Regions from separate parts of the Homo sapiens genome. Here region 1 is linked to region 2. Evidence: chromatin loops called from intact Hi-C (ENCODE). Cell type or tissue: Calu3. All regions are shown on one strand. Each heading gives the region's core, and the rest is flanking DNA. Links, peaks and the distances in the headings are about the cores only. Region 1 overlaps UFL1-AS1 (UFL1 antisense RNA 1). Region 2 overlaps FUT9 (fucosyltransferase 9).

Region 1 (2,927 bases), core at 105-2,604, 150 kb after region 2:
TCTCAGTCTCCAGAGTAGCTGAGATTACAGTGGTCCGCATTTGACAGCGTAAAGGTGGTGAATTTTCCCAGGATTCAGTGGAGACTTAGAAGTTAGGATGACATTGAATAAATCCTGCTAAAAACCACTCCAGAGGTGTAGTTCCTAAAAGTGTGGTTTGGGCTTCTTTGGAGCACACATTATCAGCATCAGGGAATGCTACTGTGTAGGTCTCTGTGGTATATCCCCAAAGGTTTATAAAGTGACCCACAGGGGAAATTTTTAAAATGTGGTTTCTGCCATAACAGATGGCGTCTATGATCAGATTTCAAGAGAACCAGTCAGGTAAGGCTGTCCTTTCCTCCTAAATACTTTTTCCGATGTCCCAGACCCAGAAGAAATAGGAGCAGCGGAGGTGAGGATCAGGCTATGAAGCAGGGAAAGATAGCACAGAATGCATTGCCTTCTCTATGGGGTTTACAGTATTACAGTTCAGGATTAAACTAGAGAAGGAAGCAAAATATTAAGTAAGACACTGGAGTTTTTATTTAGCTGTGAATTGGATTTATACATAGGTACGTATATTTCCTTTCAGACCCATTGAAAAACATATTAAATAATTTTAAATAGTTTAATTTCAAAATTACAGAAAAGTTGCAAGTACAAGTCATTTTTTTCCTAAATTATTTGAAAGTAAAGTGTTAATGCAATGTCATCACCTTTTAATACTTCAGCATGCTATTTTTAGAAACAAGGACTTTTTATACATAACTATAAGGCAGCCATCAAAATCAGAAAACTAATACTGACACATTGCTAGCATCAAATCCTCACATTCCACTTAATTTTTGCAGTTGTCCTCATAACATCCTTTATAGCAAAAAGATTTAATCCAGGAATGCAAATTGCATTTAGCTGTCATGTTTCTCTAATTCCCTTCAATCTGGAAGAGTTTCTTAGTCTACCTTGACTCCCACATCCTAATTCTTTTGAAAATTATAGGTCAGTTGTTCTATAGATTGCCTGACAATTTGGATTTGTCTCATGCTTCCTGGTGATATGATTCAAGTTCTGTATCTTTGGCAAGAATATCATGGAAGACACACTATGTTTTTCTCAGTCTGCCTAAGGTGGTGTTACCAGCGATGAATCTATATGGGTCTGCAGCAACCTCAATACTTGCCTCCTCAGAAGAAAGAATTCAACTGAATGGCATAAGGCATAAGGAGAGACAGAGGCAAGTGTTAGAGCAGAAGTGAAAGATTAATGAAAACTTTAGAGCAGGAATGAAAGGAAGTAAAATACACCTGGAAGAGGACCAAGTGGGTAACTTGAGAGATCAAGTGCATGGCTTGACTTTTTGACTTGGGGTTTTATATGCTGGCATGCTTCCAGGTCTTGTGCTCCTTCTTCCTTGATTCTTTCCTTGTGGAGTGGACTGTCTGCATGCACAGTGGCCTGCCAGCACTTGGAAGGGGCCGCAAGCACAGTGTGTTTACTGGAGTTGTACACATGCTCACTTGAGGTGTCTTTCCTTACCAGTCAAATGTCCCTAGAAGGTCATATACCAGTTAAACTCTGCCATTTCGCCTCTTAATCACATGTTTGAGCCCACTTGCCCGGATCATGAGATCTTATTGGGAAACTGCTGATCACCACTTTCAGGTTTTTTCTATCTATTGGGAGATTTCCTTTCCCTGGTGCAGGCTGCGACCAATTATTATTTTACAGAAACAGTGTAACAACTGCCTGCCCATCACCTGATGGCTGCCTAACATTCCTGGTGGCAGAGGGTAGGGGAGCCCTCTCCAGCTCTGCTCATGTCTGACTAGCTACCTACTGTAACTGTGGCACACGATTTCATTTTGTCCCGTTACTGTGATGTTATCTTTGGTTATATGATTAAGGTCACAATGGATTTTCTAGTAGCTAAAAAATGAAATTATTTCAACACCTGAAAGTGACTGAAAAAATTAGGCCCACTGTGCCATCAAAGGAGTGAGCAAAAAAATCCCACGTGGTCTGTTTATAATAAAGGCAACAGGAAAAATAGAATGAAGCCATCTATTTGCACTCTGTAGACTCAAATAAAATTAAATCAAGGCAAATCAAAACAAATCAGGCCCCAAATAGGGATATTTGCTTTGATTTTCATTTTATAGTTTTATAAGTATTAAAGATTTATATTGCTTAATGATTGTACTTATCTAAATAATATTAGTAACATTATAATACAAATAATACAGTTGGATGCAGTGGCTCACACTTGTAATCCTAGCACTTTGGGAGGCTGAGGCAGGTGGATCACTTGAGGCCAGGAGTTCAAGGCTAGCCTGGGCAACATGGCAAAACTCCATCTCTAATAAAAATATAAACATTAGCCAGACATGGTGGCAGGCATCTGTAATCCCAGCTACTCGGGTGGCTGAGGCAGGAGAATTGCTTGAACCCGGGAAGCAGAGGTTGCAGTGAGCAGAGATCACACACCACCGCACTCCAGCCTGAGTGACAGAACGAGACTGTGTCTCAAATAATAATAATAAATACTGAAATCTGTGAGAGCATGGTTTTAAAGGTCTAACCTAACCTGAATTTGGTAGGGGAGAAAAACTATTTAAATCTGTTCATTTTGAGACAGAGTAGGAAGAGGACTTGGTTGCAACTCATCCCCACTGGAGCATTCTTTCATGCATTCCCGCTGATCACAAAACTCACACCACTACCTCACTAATGCCATAATGTTTAACCATGCCTTTTACTCAAAGAATTCCAGGAAGTGGCCTCAAGAGACAACCAAGGTTGCAGAGTGTCCCACTTCAGGCAGGAATGCTGAACAATTGATTTATAGCCTTTTTGCCCACAGACTAGACCATCAGGTGGCCCATTACTCAAGATAACCATCACAACCAAATAATTCTGACCCACATACCTCACCCCTCACGTGCTTT
Region 2 (2,927 bases), core at 217-2,716:
ATTTTTTTTCCAAAATACATTACAATATCTGAAGAAGATAATCACATTGTAACAGAGAGAAATGAAAATCTGTCAAAGAGAATGAAGAAATTATACTTGCCTTTCTTGTCCTTGGTGCCTAAAGTGAAATGAAATTGTTTTCCTGTTATCAGGCCAAATGCAGACATACTTTAAGGGACCAGCCTTCTTTAAAGATTTTATCAGGTAGAGACATCAGTTCTGCCTTCCTCCTTGCTTCAGGGCACTGCAAATGGCTTCAGAGTACATCTATATGCTAGTTCACTGGAAGGAATCGTTGTTCCAAAGTTTTGCAGAACAAAACTCCCCTAAATTCTCAAGAGACCAGTTCCACAAAGCTGTGAGCTGAGTTTTGTTATATTCAGATTCACTATCCATATCTCTCATGAGCTCTGAGTTTCAGCTACGATATTTTGAACCTAAGGAATACTTTACCCTTTCTTTTTCTCCAGGAAGCAACGATCCAGTATAAAAGGAGTTATATAATCAAGACATAACTGTGAGCTTTGAAACTATTTTAATCACCAGAGCCTGCTTCTTACCATAAAACGATTTCTCAAGCTCCATAATTTGGGATAGAAAACAATAGCAATCTTGAAGAAATACCAGGAAGGACATTAGAGAGATGAAGTAGAGAAGCATTCAAAATGGGATCAGAGGATGCATCTATTCACAGGTCCACCTGATGCCAGGGCTTGTAGAAAAAAATTTAGAGATATATTTAGAGCCATTGAAACTGTTCCCATTTTTACATAGGGAGAGATCAGCATTATATTTTGAGAAACCATAGGGAAGGAGCCTGTCTTTTAAAGTCTGGTGCTACCCAGGATTCTGTCTTTGATCATAGGCTTATCTAATGGGTCATATCTTACTCTGTCATAGTTTTTACCTATTACACGCTGTATATGCTGGTAACATCCAAGTCTAAAAATCCAGCCCAGACATAATCCCTGAGGTTCAGATTTGAAGATCTGTGTAATGACCTAGATTTATATGTGGATATCGCTCCCACAGGCATCTGGCACCCACCCTGTCTTCTAGAGTACCCCTCATAGCACTCCTTGTATTGAGTTCTAAGTGCTTATGTCACTGCCTATCTCTTCCACTGGACCAAAAGTACTGGGAAGGTCAGGGTGAGGTCTGTTTTGTTCATAATTAAAAGCCTTGCTCCTGGTACACGGCAACTGCTCAATAAATATTTTTTGAATAAATGAATCATTGGAGTGGGGCTTGAAAAATCTGGATAATTATAATTTTATAAAATGTCCTTTTAACACAATCTGCTCTCCAGCCCCTACCATTTAAGATAAAGGGACTGCATTAGGACTTACTTAAGTGCCTGTCTACTTAGGGTCACAGCACACTGATTCTCTATGTAGTCATTTTGGACTATGATTTGTTGTAAGACTTTGCCTACGAATATTCTGCCAAGTACAAATAATTTAATACGATTGACCATTCAGTTGATAAAGTTGTAAATAGATAATTATTGCTTTTCAGAAGAAAGTTGCTAAAAATGCATATATATTCAAAGCAATACCTGAGAAGCATAACATAAAAAGCGTTTGCATTCCCACGAACACGGTTCAGTTAAAGCTGAGCTTTGCCTCACAGAGGATAGGCAAACTGCATCTGGGAACCTTCCAGGAAAACTACAGAAATCCAATTAGGAACAGTCCTAAATGGACTCAGAATGTTTAGGTATGATAGAGAAACCAGTAATTCTTCTCATCAGTAAAAGTAATGAAGTGCCTTTAAAAACATCCTTCCATTTCTCCTGCTTAATAAGTAGATATAAAATTGGGGTACTTACAAAAAGTATTTAATTGTCATAGGTAGTTGGCAAGACAAATTTTTAAGAATCCAAATTTGGTAAAGAAATACATATAAACAACTTTTGAAGAGCATCAGAAATTGAACAGCCTATCAGACCATCTGGGACTGTATTCCCTTCATCTCATCTGGATGTGCTCTGTGCCCCTCCCTGAGCCAGCTGCTTCATTTTTCCCTATCCTCTTGTCCTTAAAATCACAAAAGGACATTACACATTAACTGATGCCTTGCACTAATTTATATTTGGGGGATATTGGAAAAACTAACACTTCTTCTAAGTGTGCAGGATTCTCTTGAGTAGACAATGTGAGAAAAAGTTACAAATACTTTTCAGGTCTCTTCCCAAGTATGAAATTGAGAAATATTCTGAAAAATCAGAGTCAGACTGATTTTGGTTAGAAAATACAAATCCTATGATTTCTGCTACAATGGTATCTGAATCAAGATAATGACCATTAAGTCTCAGACCTTTACAAAGGTCTTCAGTCAGGCGAGACAAAAACATTAATTTGTTAAATGAGACTATGGGAAATACTACCAACCTCCTGAGATCTCTCATTTATCACTTTGTCATGAATCTCACCTCTCCAGTTTCCTTACAGTTTTCAATTATGGATGCTAGAATCACTGCTGTCATTTAAAAAAATTAGAATGTCTTTATTTCTTTATACCATTTGCATTTTAATTTCCTGCCCCTTTCAGAGACATTTCTTTTGCTAAGTAATGGCCAGCAGCCAATCTCAATCTGGAGAGGAAATGATTAAAATCTTAATTCTCCTGGAGGGGGAGCTACTATATTTATCTTTTGTTTCTGGATTTGATCATCAGACTGTATGTTTCTGCCACATTAACCTCATTTTAGCAGTAGTTTTCAATATGAGTGAGAGGAAAAAGTAGAAGAGATGTTTTCAATCCAATGGTTAATCTGTTTGACACAACATTTGCTTCCTCATAATGGGTGATGATAGTTTATATTACTCTTTAAATCAGAGCTCAACACATGTTTATAGTATCAAATTAATAATATTCACTGTGCTCCTTAAAGTTGGATATTAGCAAAAGTGATAGAAATACAT

What was found. Peaks named below come from ENCODE experiments on the same cell type or tissue, not always from the same donor. Only the 100,000 strongest peaks of a DNase experiment are listed, where the experiment ranks them.
Region 1: a loop joins it to region 2, with 2.2 times the contacts of the local background. A loop is called at or near these places in 1 of 110 quality-filtered maps.

What each region holds. Positions count from the first base shown.
Region 1 is chr6:96,298,374-96,301,300 of GRCh38, forward strand. All of the region lies in intron 2 of UFL1-AS1 (UFL1 antisense RNA 1), which reads right to left. Among named protein-coding and RNA genes, the nearest start is that of UFL1-AS1, 220 kb to the right of the region's middle. In Calu3, for the core only: no CTCF peak of the experiment used is centred there; a DNase peak (open chromatin) is centred at 1,388.
Region 2 is chr6:96,151,310-96,154,236 of GRCh38, forward strand. All of the region lies in intron 2 of FUT9 (fucosyltransferase 9), which reads left to right. Among named protein-coding and RNA genes, the nearest start is that of FUT9, 140 kb to the left of the region's middle. In Calu3, for the core only: no CTCF peak of the experiment used is centred there; no DNase peak of the experiment used is centred there.